2 separate regions of the Homo sapiens genome follow, and region 2 is linked to region 1. Evidence: chromatin contacts called from ENCODE Hi-C or POLR2A ChIA-PET data. All regions are on one chromosome and are shown on one strand. Each heading gives the region's core, a stretch centred on a gene start or an enhancer-like site at or near the end of the contact. The rest is flanking DNA. Distances are from core to core; before and after follow the strand shown. Region 1 overlaps GOLM2 (golgi membrane protein 2). Region 2 holds the start of SPG11 (SPG11 vesicle trafficking associated, spatacsin).

Region 1 (5,933 bases), core at 791-3,290:
AGCTGGGATTATAGGTGTGCATCACCACACCTGGCTATCTGAATATGTATGTGTGTGTGTGTGTGTGTGTGTGGGTGTGTGTGTGTATATATATATATATATATACATATATATATATATAGAGAGAGAGAGAGAGAAAGAGAGACTCTCACTATGTTGCCCAAGCTGGTCTCGAACTCCTAATCTCAGAGAGATTCCCGCCTTGGCCTCCCAGCCTTTCCAAGTCTTTTTAGTTGGTTCTCTTGTGAGTACCCTTTCATCCCTTGGTGATTTTAATTGCTCTTCTCTGGATAATTCTTAAACTTGCATCATGTAATTAATGCTGCACAAAGTAAATTAAGACTGTGACTATGCAGAAACCCAATAGCATAGTGCTTAAAAGAAGGGGCTCTGGCTGGGTGCAGCAGCTCACGCCCGTAATCCCAGTACTTTGGGAGGCCACGGCAAGCAGATCGCTTGAGGTCAGGAGTTTCAGACCAGCTTGGCCAACATTGCAAAACCCAGTCTCTACAAAAAATACAAAAATTAGCCAGGCATGGTGGCATTTGCCTGTAGTTCCAGCTACTCAGGAGGCTGAGGCATGAGAATCACTTGAACCCAGGAGGCGGAGGTTGCAGTGAGCCAAGATCATGCCACTGCACTCCAGCCTGGGCAACAGAGTGAAACTCCGTATCAAAAAAAAAACCAAAAGCTGGTGAGGGGGTGGGGCCTCTAAAATTAGATTGCCTGAGTCTGAATTCTGAATTCACTACTTGTTAGCTCTATTTCCTTGGACATACTGTTTACCTTCTCTGTTTCAGTTCTTTTATCTATAAAATGAGAAAATATTATCTGACTCATAGCATTGTCAAAAAGTTTATGCCAGAGATAAAGTGTTAACAACACTGGCTGGCACATGGTAAGGGCTTAATAAACATTAGCTATTACTATGTAAAGGAGTAGAATGTCTTCTTTACTATTTCTACAAAGTCCCACTGCTAAATTTGACTGGCTTAAAAACAACACAAAAGAAAAAAAAGTCTTTAGCTTTTAGCCTTTTTAGCTAAAACAATAAATTGGGAATCTCATAGAATTTTTTTATTTTATTTACTTTTTTCTCAATTACTTTTTTATTAAGGGATATTTGACAATTAAAGATTGTATATATTTAAGGTACACAATTTGATGATTTGATATGCTTATATACATTGATCTCCAGAACTTACTCATCTTGCATAACTGAAACTATGTACCCCTTGACCAACATCCCATTTGCCCCTTCCCCTAGTCCCTGGTAGCCTTCCTTTAAATATATGCTCAGAAGTGGGATTGCCAGATCATAATATAGTTCTATTTTTAACTTCTGAGGAAACTACATACTGTTTTCCATATGGCTATTTACATTCCCACCAACAATGTTCAAGGGTTCCCCTTTCTCCACATCCTCACCAACATTTGTTATCTTTCACCTTTCTGACAATAATCATTCTAGCAGGTGTGAGATAGTATCTCACTGTAGTTTTGATTTGCATTTCCCTGATGATTAATAATGTTGAACATTTTTCCATATGACTGTACCTGTTGGCCACTTGTATGTCTTCTTTCAAGAAATGTCTATTCCAGTCCTTTGCCCATTTTTAAAACAGGTTGTTCATTGTTATTACATTGTATAAGTTCCTTATATATTTTGGATATTAACCCTTATCAGATATATGATTTCCAAATATCTTCTCCTACTCTGTAGGTACCTTTTGACTCTGTTGATAGTTTTCTTTTGCTGTACAGGAGCTTTTCAATTTGATGTAATCCCATTTGTCAATTTTTAGTTTTGTTGCCTGTGCTTTTGGTGCACACACCTGCAGTCCCGGCTATTCAGGAGTCTGAGGTGGGAGAATCGCTTGAGGTGGGTCAAAGCTGCAGTGAGCCACAGTCATGCCACTGTACCCAGCCTAGGTGACAGAAAGAGACCTTGTCTCTAAAAAAAAAAGTTAAATATAGAATATGGCCCAGCATTTCCACTGCTAGACATAAAAGAAGTGAAACCAGGGACTCAAACAGATACTTGTACACCACCGTTTATAGAGGCATTACTCACAATAACTGAAAGAGGGGAAGAACTCAAGTGTTCATCAACAGATGAATGAAAAGCAAAACATGGTATATACACATAATAAAATATTATCAGCCATAAAGAGGAATGAAGTTCTGATACATGCTACAACATAAATGAATCTTGAAAACATTATGCTAGGTGAAATAAGCCAGATAAAAAAGGACAAATATTGTATAATCCTCCTATATGAGGTATCTAGAATAGACAAATTCATAGACACAGAAACTAGAATAGAGGTTACCACAGGCTGGAGGGAAGGGCAATGGGAATTACTGCTTAATGGGTAGAGGTTTTGTTTGGTTTGGGATCGTGAAAAAGTTCTAGAAATAGATGGTAGTAATCATGGTTACACAACATTGTGAATGTACTTAATGCCACTAAATTATACACTTAAAATGGTAAAAATAGTAAATTTTGTTATAGATGTTTTACCACAATAAAATAGTAATAACAATAATCATCATTATTCTGGCCCCAAATAGCTTTAACTCAGACATAATTTCCCCTACTTCTCAATACCATGTACCTTATATTACACTCTCCTATTCTACTGCTTGACCTTCTGTGAAGGTACAACATACTTTCCAGCTTTCCTGGCCTCATTTATGTTCCTCCTGTCCTTATCCCTTTCTCATTTTGTTAAATTACTAAAGATCACCTTTTCAGTGAATTATTTCGCTCTTGACTTCCTGAGGAAGTTAATCAGTTATTCCTCTGTATTCTCAAACCCCTTTGTAAGCAGCTTTACTATAGCATTTAATCATGCATTATGGATTATTTTTCTATGTGTGCCTCCCTCACTTCTTCAAAGAACGGGAATCTTACTATCTTTCTATCCCTATCACATACCACATGGTATTCAACTTTCCCAAATAAATGACTTATGCATATAATAAACTTTGAACAATCATAAAGCACTATATCAATAAATGGTTTTATTTCATTCTGCCCATTGAGAATTAGTATCATGTGGGCTGAACACGGTGGCTCACGCCTGTAATCCCAGTACTTTGGGAGGCCAAGGTGGGCGGATCACGAGGTCAGGAGATAGAGACCATCCTGGCTAACACTGTGAAACCCCATCTCTACTAAAAATACAGAAAATTAGCCAGGCGTGGTGGTAGGCTCCTGTAGTCCCAGCTATTCGGGAGGCTGAGGCAGGAGAATGGCGTGAACCTGGGAGGCAGAGCTTACAGTGAGCGGAGATCGTACCACTGCACTTCAGCCTGGGCCACAGAGCCAGACTCTGTCTCAAAAAAAAAAAAAAAAAAGAATTAGTATCATGTTAGTTTCCAGCTTATGAGACAAGTCCCTGATGATAAGCAGTATAACTTGGATACAGGCATACCTTGTCTTATTGTACCTTGCTTTATGCGTTTCTTATAACCCTGCATCGAGCAAATGTATTGGCACAATTTTTCCAATAACATGTGCTCACTTCATGTCCCTATGTCACATTTTGATAATTCTCAAAATATTTCAAAATTTTCTTTATTACATCTGTCATGGTGATCTGTGATCTGTGACCTTCAATATTATTATAATTGGGGGCACCACAAACTGCACTCATAGAGGACAGTGAGTTTAATCAATAAATGTTGTGTGTGTAAATAGAATAAACAACTTTATAGAAACAGAAAGTAGAATAGAGGTTGCCAAGGGTTGGGGAGACGATAACGGGAGTTACCATGGAATAACCATTCCCCCATCTCTCTTCCTCTCCTCAGGCTTCCCTATTTCCTGAGACAAAACGATACTACAATGACCTCTAAGTGTTCAAGTAAAAGAGTTGTATGTCTCTCACTTTAAATCAAAAGCTAAACATAATTAAGCTTAGTGAAAAGGGCACGTCAAGAACATAGACAGGCCAAAAGCTAGGCCTCTTGTGCCAAACAGCCAAATTGTGAATGCAAAGGAAAAATTCTTTAAGGAAATTCAAAGTGTTACTTTAGTGAACACATGAATAACGAGAAGGCAAAACAGCCTTACTGTTGCTGATATGGAGAAAGTTTCCATGGTCCAGATAGGTCAAACTAACCACAATATTCCCTTAAACCAAAGCCTAATCCAGAGCAAGGACTTAACTCTCTTCAATTCTATGAAGGGTGAAGGGTAAAGAAGCTGTACAAGAAAAGTCGGAAGCCAGCAGAGGTTGGTTCATGAAGTTTAAAAAAAAAAAGCAATCTCCATAACATAAAGGTGCAAGGGGAAGTGGCAAGTGCTGATGAAAAAGCTGCAGCAAGTTATCCAGAAAATCTAGCTAAGATCACTGAAGGTGGCTACACTAAACAACACATTTTCCATGTAAATGAAACAGCCTTCTATTGGAAGAAGATGCCATCTAGAACTTTCATAGCTGCAGAGAAGTCAATATCTGGTTTCAAAGCTTCAAAGGACAGGCTGATTCTCCTGTTAGGGACAGCTGGTGACTTTAAGTGGAAGCCAACGCTCACTTACCATTCCTAAAATCCTAGCTTTTAAGAATTGTGCTAAATCTGTTTTATCTGCGCTCTATAAATGGAACAACAAAGCCTGTATGATAGCACATCTGTTTACAGCATGGTTTACTGAATATTTTCAGTTCACTGTTGAGATATACTACTTAAAAAAAAGATTCCTTTCAAAATACTAGTGCTCACTGACAATGTCCCTGGTCACCCAAGATCTCTGATGAAGATTTACAAGGACATTAATCTTTTCATGTCTGCTAACAGCAACCCATGGAGCAAGGAGTAATTTCTACTTTCAAATCTTATTATTTAACAAATACCTTTCATAAGGCTATACCTACCATGATGTAATTCCTCTGATGGATCTGGGCAAAATAAATTGAAAGTCTTCTAGAAAGAATTCACCAATCTAGATGCCATTAAGAACATTTGTAGAGGCTGGGTGCAGTGGCTCACGTCTATAATCTCAGCACTTTGAGAGACAGAGGCGGGTGGACACTTGGGCTCAGGAGTTCAAGACGGGCCTGGGCAACATGGGGAGACCCTGTCTCTACTAAAAATAGAAAAATTAGCCAGGTGTAGAGGCCCATACCTGTGGTCCCAGCTACTCGGAGGCTGAAGTGGGAGGATCACTTGAGCTCAGGGGGTAGAGGTTGTAGTGAGCCGAGATCGCACCACTGCACTCCAGCCTAAGTGACAGATCAAGACTCTGTCTCAAAAAAAAAATTATAATAATTTGTGGCTGGGCACAGTGGCCATTAATTCCATCACTTTGGGAGGCCAAGGCAGGCAAATTGCTTGGGCCTAGGATTTTGAGACCAGCCTGGATAACATGGCAAAACTCCACCTCTACAAAAAATACAAAATTAGCCAGGTATGGTGGCATGTGCCTGTAGTCCCAGCTACTCGGAAGGCTGAGATAGGAGGATCACCTGAGTCCAGGGAGGTCAAGGCTGCAGTGAGCCATGAATTGTGCCACTGTACTCCAGCCTGGGCAACAGAGACTGTGCCTCAAAAAAAAGAACATTTGTGATTCATAGAAGAAGGCTAAAATATTAACAGGAACATGAGTTTGGAATAAGTTGATTCCAACTCTCATGAATGATTTTGAGGGGATTCAAGACTTCAGTGGAGGAAGTAACTGCAGATGTGGTACAAATAGCAAGAGACCTAGAATTAGGCTAGGCACGGTGGCTTATGCCTGTAATCCCAGTACTTTGGGAAGCCAGGGCAGGAGGATCACTTGAGTATGGGAGTTTGAAACCAGCCTGGGCAACATAGCAAGACCCTGGTCTACAAACCATTTTTTAAAAATTAGCCAGGAGTGATGGCTCAGGCCTGTGGCCCAGCTACTCAGGAGGCTGAGGTGGGAGAATTGCTTGACCCCAGGA
Region 2 (6,131 bases), core at 98-2,597, 360 kb before region 1:
TGTAACCTTAGAAATTGCTTTAACGTTGCCATTTTTTACAGAAAGAACACAGCCCCAGCTAAGCTTAGAAGGTTGAATATATCTCCCTTGTGATAGAAAACGTTTGGTTTCAGCTGGGCACGGTGGCTCACGTCTGTAATCTTAGCACTTCCAGGCTGGGACAGGTAAATCACCGGAGGTCAGGAATTCGAAACCAGCCTGGCCAACATGGTGAAACCCCGTCTCTACTAAAATACAAAAATTTAGCTGGGTGTGGCGTGCGCCTGTAATCCCAGCTACTGGGAAGGCTGAGGCAGAATTGCTTGAGCCCAGGAGGCGGAGGTTGCAGTGAGCCGAGATCCCGCCACTGCACTCCAGCCTGAGTGACAAAGCGAGACTCCATCTCAAAAGAAAAAAAAAGTTTGCTTTTATTTTGACAAATAAGGTCATGCATTGATCAACAAATGCGGGAGTACCTTTCATGAAACATGCACTGTTTTAGGTACTAGCCAGGACAGTGGTGAGCAACAAAGTCCTTGCTCTTTTGAAGTTTACATTCTTATTGGACAGGAACTGGCAGAAAATATCAAGTAGTGATAAATACTATGATTAAAAACAAAACTAGGTGAGAGACTGCAGTAGAAGGGACCTTAGGTTGAATGGCTTGGGGAGGCCTGTCAATAGAGGTTACATTTATGCTGAAATGTTCTGAATGTGGAAGATGTGTTAAGAAGGTACAGTTGTCTTTTAGGAGACTTTACCAAAATACCTATTCAACCCCTCTTCTCACCTCAAACTCTTTGCTCCTCTCCTTCTCTTGATCTTGGATCATACTTCCCTGAGAAAACAGACAGGAGCTCTCTACCATCTCCACCCCTTACTTACCCCGTCTCTCTGACTGTTACAATGGATATTATTTGACTTCAAATTTCGGGTCAACACCCTTACTATGGATCCACACTGTAAGACGGTCCATGCTACCAAGGAAATGGCACCACCCCAGAGCCTGTAAGCGAACAGCACAATAAGAAAAGCGAAGAAAAGAGGCAGGAACTGGGTTCCAAGGGAGCTGGAGGCAGCTGGACCAAGAAGGCAAAGAGCAATGCCACAGAGCGAGAACGGCTGCAACGGCCTGCTACGCTAAGCTAGGCCTTCAAGCATGCCAGAGCAGTTAAGCAGAGTGGGACTGGCGTCAGGGCAGATGTGGCTTTGCTAGAGAGGCTGGTACTGCCCCCCACAGGAAACGAATGGAATCGACCGGAGACAGCCGAGAGGTCTCCGCGGGAGTCACGAGGCCGAGCGGGAGCCGCTACGTACACCGCGCATGCCCACGACGCAGTCAGGTTCCGGCGAAAGTGACCGGAAGTAACCGCCGGGCCAAGATGGCTGCAGAGGAAGGGGTCGCGAGTGCTGCTTCCGCCGGCGGTAGCTGGGGCACCGCGGCCATGGGGCGGGTTCTACCGATGCTGTTGGTGCCAGTCCCCGCCGAGGCGATGGGGCAGCTCGGCTCCCGGGCGCAGCTGCGCACACAGCCGGAGGCTCTGGGGAGCCTGACGGCTGCGGGCAGCCTCCAAGTGCTTTCTTTGACGCCTGGCAGCCGGGGCGGGGGTCGCTGCTGCCTGGAGGGCCCCTTCTGGCAGTAAGTGCTGAGGGAGAGTTGGGCCGTTGGGGGAGTCCAGAGCCTAGGCTCGGCTGACTGAGCCCCAAGGGCTCACGCCGAGGCCTCCCTGCAGCCATAGAGGTGGCGGGAGAAGGGTGCCAGCTGCAGGAAACGCCCCAGAGGCGAGCGTGGTTTCCTCACAGAACCTTTCCCCCGACCTGAAACGCTCGCCTCGTTGCATTCTGGCAGCCCAGCTCTCCTGTTCCGGGTGGGCGGAGACGGCACCCAGCTCCATTGCCACCTGCGGCGAACCCGGAACGGGTCTCAGCTGAGGCGCTGATTCTTTCATTATTCAACACAGGTTGATTAACTGTCACAGGGTCGAGTCCCATGCCCATTTCTTTCAGTTAAAGATGCCAGCTGAGGATCATCTCTAATTTGAATCATCCTGATACTTTTTTCATGTCCTTGAAGTGAATAGCGTTTTCTTTCACATGTAGTCCTCTTCTTCAAGGACAGAGTCCAGTTTGTCCCTTCATTTATTCAGCAAATATTGTGTGCTTGCTGTTACATAGGAGCAGTGCCTAAAAAGTTGAGTAAGACACTTCTTTCTTGCGAGGCGCGCATGTTTGGGGAAGACAAACATGATTACAATAATGCATTACTTTGTACTTCCGTAACTCTTGGTTCAGTACTTAAGAGTTTACATCATAAAGTTTGGGAACGCCCTCTTAGTGTTTTGAGTGGGCTGCTGCTTTTTTTTTTTTTTTTTTTTTTTTAAAGATAAGGTCGCTGTCGCCCAGGCTGGAGTGTAGTGGCTCAGTCACGGTTCACGGCAGCCAGCCTTGACCTCCCGGGCTCAGCCTCCCCAGCAGCTACGACTACAGGCGTGCACCACCAGGCCTGGCTAATTTTTCTAGTTTTTGTAGAGATGAGGTCTCACTGTGTTGCCTAGGCTAGTCTCAAGCTCCTGGGCTCAAGTGATCCCGCCTCTCCCTGCCAAAGTGTTGGGATTACAGGTGTGAGCCACTGAGCCTGACCTGTTCTTTTAATAATTATTAATAGTAAGTATTTTCACAACTCTTTCTTTAAGATGAGTAGCCAAAAGGTGTCTTATTAATCTTGGAATCTCCAGCTCCTCTAACAGCTCCTGACATTTAGAGATTCATTTGATACATCAGTGAATGCTTAACTCTTCTGGGTTTGTCTTCTCTACCCTTGATGTCTAGTTGCTCGAAAGAGGAATCTCTGCGTTTAGTTTATAAACTTATTATAAACTAAGTTATTTATAAACTAGTTTAGGGGAAATTAGTTTATTTAGCAGTATCAAGTACCTATGAATGTGGCTCTGTAAAGAGAGGAATGGGGCAAAGAAAAGCCGAAATCTTTAGGTGTTTGAGAACCCAGCAGGGAAGGTAAGACCGAGATGAAATAAAGGGGGCGTTCATATGCTAGTTCATGAAATTAGAGGGGAGGAGGACCAAGAAAGGACTTTTTAACTTTTTTAGTTGAATTGAATTTTAATTCAGTTAAAATACTTCATAGGTTAAAAATAAGGGCATGTTTATAGTATTTAGAGTTTACTTCCTACTTTTTCAAAGTACATAGGTCTTTTTAATATTGTTGAAATTACATCATATATCTTGTTTATTGCATTGAAAATTTCCTGTCTTTCCATGTGGCAATATTGTCCCTATGCTAATGATGTACTCTACCTTTTAAGTATATCTTAGTTTAACCTTTTGTATATTTGACATTTAGGTTATTTTCTACATTTATCAATATGAACAGTCAGAAAAATGTCTTTTTTTTACCTAATAAGGACATATTAATACTATAATAGTATAAAACTACTATAGTAGTATAAAATACATAATAGTACATAATACTATTATGTACTCTTATTAGTTTTATTACTAATTGAATTAAATCATGTATGTACCACAGTAGTTTTATATACTACTCTAGAAGTATAAAACACTACTTCTGTAGAAGCAAGTTTCTTAAAAGATGAAATTTTATCAGCATGGTATAGCCTCACCTCTTTCATTGTGTTATTTTCAAATCTGGGGCTTTTATTTGTAATGTGTAATTTAGTTTTAATATTTAATTTGAAGCTGAAACACCATCAGTCTTGCCAGTGTTGTTATTTTGACATTTCAGTTTAAGAATTCCGTAACTCTACCGTTTAGTAATGGTAGTCATTAGCTACATGTGGCTGTTAAAGTAAAAAATTTGGTTCCTCAGTTGCCCCACATTTCAAGTGTTCAGTAGCTGCATGTGGCTATTGACTACTGTATTGGGCAATGCTAATATAAAACATTTCCATCACGGAAGGTTCTATTAGGCAGAGTTTTTCAAGATTTGGAATCGTCAGTCTATAAATACAAATAATCACTTTCTTTTAAAAGTCAAAACATTTAAGTTATCAAAAGCCTATTTTATTGTGAATACCACCTCATATAAATAATATACATATTTTGTTGTTGATACCTACCCTTGATCATGACAGTTTGTTTAAACATACTAGTTGGGATTAAAGATGAAAGAATAAATGGAGCCATCATTTCTTGCTCTGAGCCCCACATTTTTGTTTTTTACCACCCACTCCTGTATTTTCGTGTTGGTGTAAAAGGGAAGCGGGAAGAGGAGGGAGGTCCTAGAGCAGTTTATGTTCTCTTAGATTGAAGTGTAGAATGACTATACCAGGTCAACTAAACTGTTCTCTACTTATTCAACCCTTCTACCCCCACCATTGTGGGTAAATATTATTGCGGATATAGAATATAATAAATCTAAACTTTTTTTCTTAGCTTTCTATGGGAGGATTCTCGTAACAGCAGCACACCAACTGAAAAGCCCAAACTGCTCGCTCTTGGTGAAAATTATGAACTGCTTATCTATGAATTTAATTTGAAAGATGGAAGATGTGATGCAACCATTTTGTATAGCTGTAGTAGGGAGGCATTGCAAAAGCTCATTGACGATCAAGATATCAGTAAGTATCTACAGGTGGTCTTTCAGCATATTTAAATTTGTGACATTACCATGTAGTTACATACTTCAGGAAAAGTCATAGAGGTGAAATCAGGTCTACGCTGTCTGATATAGTAGTCACTAGGCAGATGGGGCTATTGAGCACTTGAAATATGGTTAATATGAATTAAGATGTACTTTGTGTCATATACATATTAGATTTTGAAGACTTAATACTAAAAATAAAATATCTCAATTTTTTGTATTTAATTACATTTCAAAATATGAAATACTTTGAATATAAGCTAATGTATATTATTAAAATTAATTTCACCTGTTTCAATGTGGCTACCAGAAAATTTTATTTATTTATTTTTATTTTATTTTATTTTTTTGAGACAGTCTCGCTCTGTCACCCAGGCTGGAGTGCAGTGGTGCCATCTCAGCTCACTGCAACCTTCGCCTCCCCAGTTCAACTGATTGTCCCACCTCAGCCTTCTGAGTAGCTTAGACTACAGGCGCCCGCCGCCACGCCCAGCTAACTTTTATATTTTTAGTAGAGACAGGGTTTCGCCATGTTGGCCAGGCTGGTCTCAAACTCCTGACCTCAAGTGATCTGCCCACCTGGGCCTCCCAAAGTGCTGGGATTACAGGTGTGAGCCACCCCTGCTAGAAAATTTTAAGTCATGTATGTGGCTCACATTATATTTCTATTGGACAGTGCTGATCTAGACTGCTTATAGAGCTGTTGACTGCCGGGAGCAGAAATCAAAGCACTCAGGCCTCTATTTTTAAAGCAGTAACATACTCTTCACCCTTGATTATAAGGTTTCTTCTTTTTTTCTTTTAAAAAAAGAAAAAGTCTTCTTATGGGGTCCCATGGGTAAGTTGGCTTTTTTGAATACTCCTTCTAGTGTGCTGTCAGACTAGCATAAATGGAATCAGGGACATTGTAGGCCATCTTTAGTCATCCTCTTACCTACCTCCCAGTGACTACTTCCTTAGGTGGGTGTGAACGATAACTGCGTAAAGTTAGACTAAGTCCAGTTCCTTTTTTGTTTTACTTTTTTGTATTAGGTTTATCAAATCAAATGTACCAGTTGTAAAATTGTGACCAATGAGTTTGAAATAATATCCTTTTGTTTTGTAGGTATTTCCTTATTGTCTTTGAGAATCCTGTCATTTCACAATAACACATCATTACTGTTCATCAACAAATGTGTCATCCTACATATTATATTTCCTGAAAGAGATGCTGCAATTAGAGTACTCAACTGTTTCACACTTCCCTTGCCTGCACAGGCAGTGGACATGATTATTGACACGCAGCTCTGCAGAGGAATTCTTTTTGTTTTGAGTAGTTTAGGCTGGATCTGTATCCTTGGTGGTAGAAGTGTTGATTGATACGTAGAGGAGAAGAACACCTATAAAGATGAGCCTTTTTAGGCTTTAGTTTTGGGAGCTGGGATATAGGAAGTGTGGTTAGTTTTTCAGTAAAACTTTTCATGGAAAAAGATCCTCATAAACTTAAAATACTAAATTGTATATTGCTTTATATTTTAGTTGAATATTTTCC

What was found. A loop is a pair of places that touch in the nucleus more often than their neighbours do. ChIA-PET counts read pairs that join two places held with the same protein, here RNA polymerase II (POLR2A). Pooled maps may share reads with other maps.
Region 2: a loop to region 1 is called in a pooled map, with 3 times the contacts of the local background. The contact joins the promoter of SPG11 here to the enhancer-like site in region 1. A Hi-C loop is called at or near these places in 1 of 168 maps with a recorded cell type or tissue (CD14-positive monocyte), 2 of 37 single-sample maps with no recorded cell type and 4 of 50 pooled maps. POLR2A ChIA-PET finds 5 or more read pairs at or near these places in 1 of 52 experiments (Panc1).

Annotation. Positions count from the first base shown.
Region 1 is chr15:44,304,643-44,310,575 of GRCh38, reverse strand. The region is part of intron 1 of GOLM2 (golgi membrane protein 2); the gene reads right to left. Among named protein-coding and RNA genes, the nearest start is that of GOLM2, 19 kb to the right of the region's middle. Within about 2 kb of position 2,040, at least 3 of the 41 ENCODE cell types and tissues checked have a DNase peak (open chromatin) inside an H3K27ac peak, as active enhancers do.
Region 2 is chr15:44,658,878-44,665,008 of GRCh38, reverse strand. SPG11 (SPG11 vesicle trafficking associated, spatacsin) reads left to right here and starts at 1,347. Exons shown (of 40, transcript NM_025137.4): 1 at 1,347-1,618; 2 at 4,393-4,577; 3 at 5,706-5,930. The coding sequence starts at 1,362. RefSeq lists enhancers at 883-1,052, 1,093-1,572, 1,047-2,003, 2,113-2,252.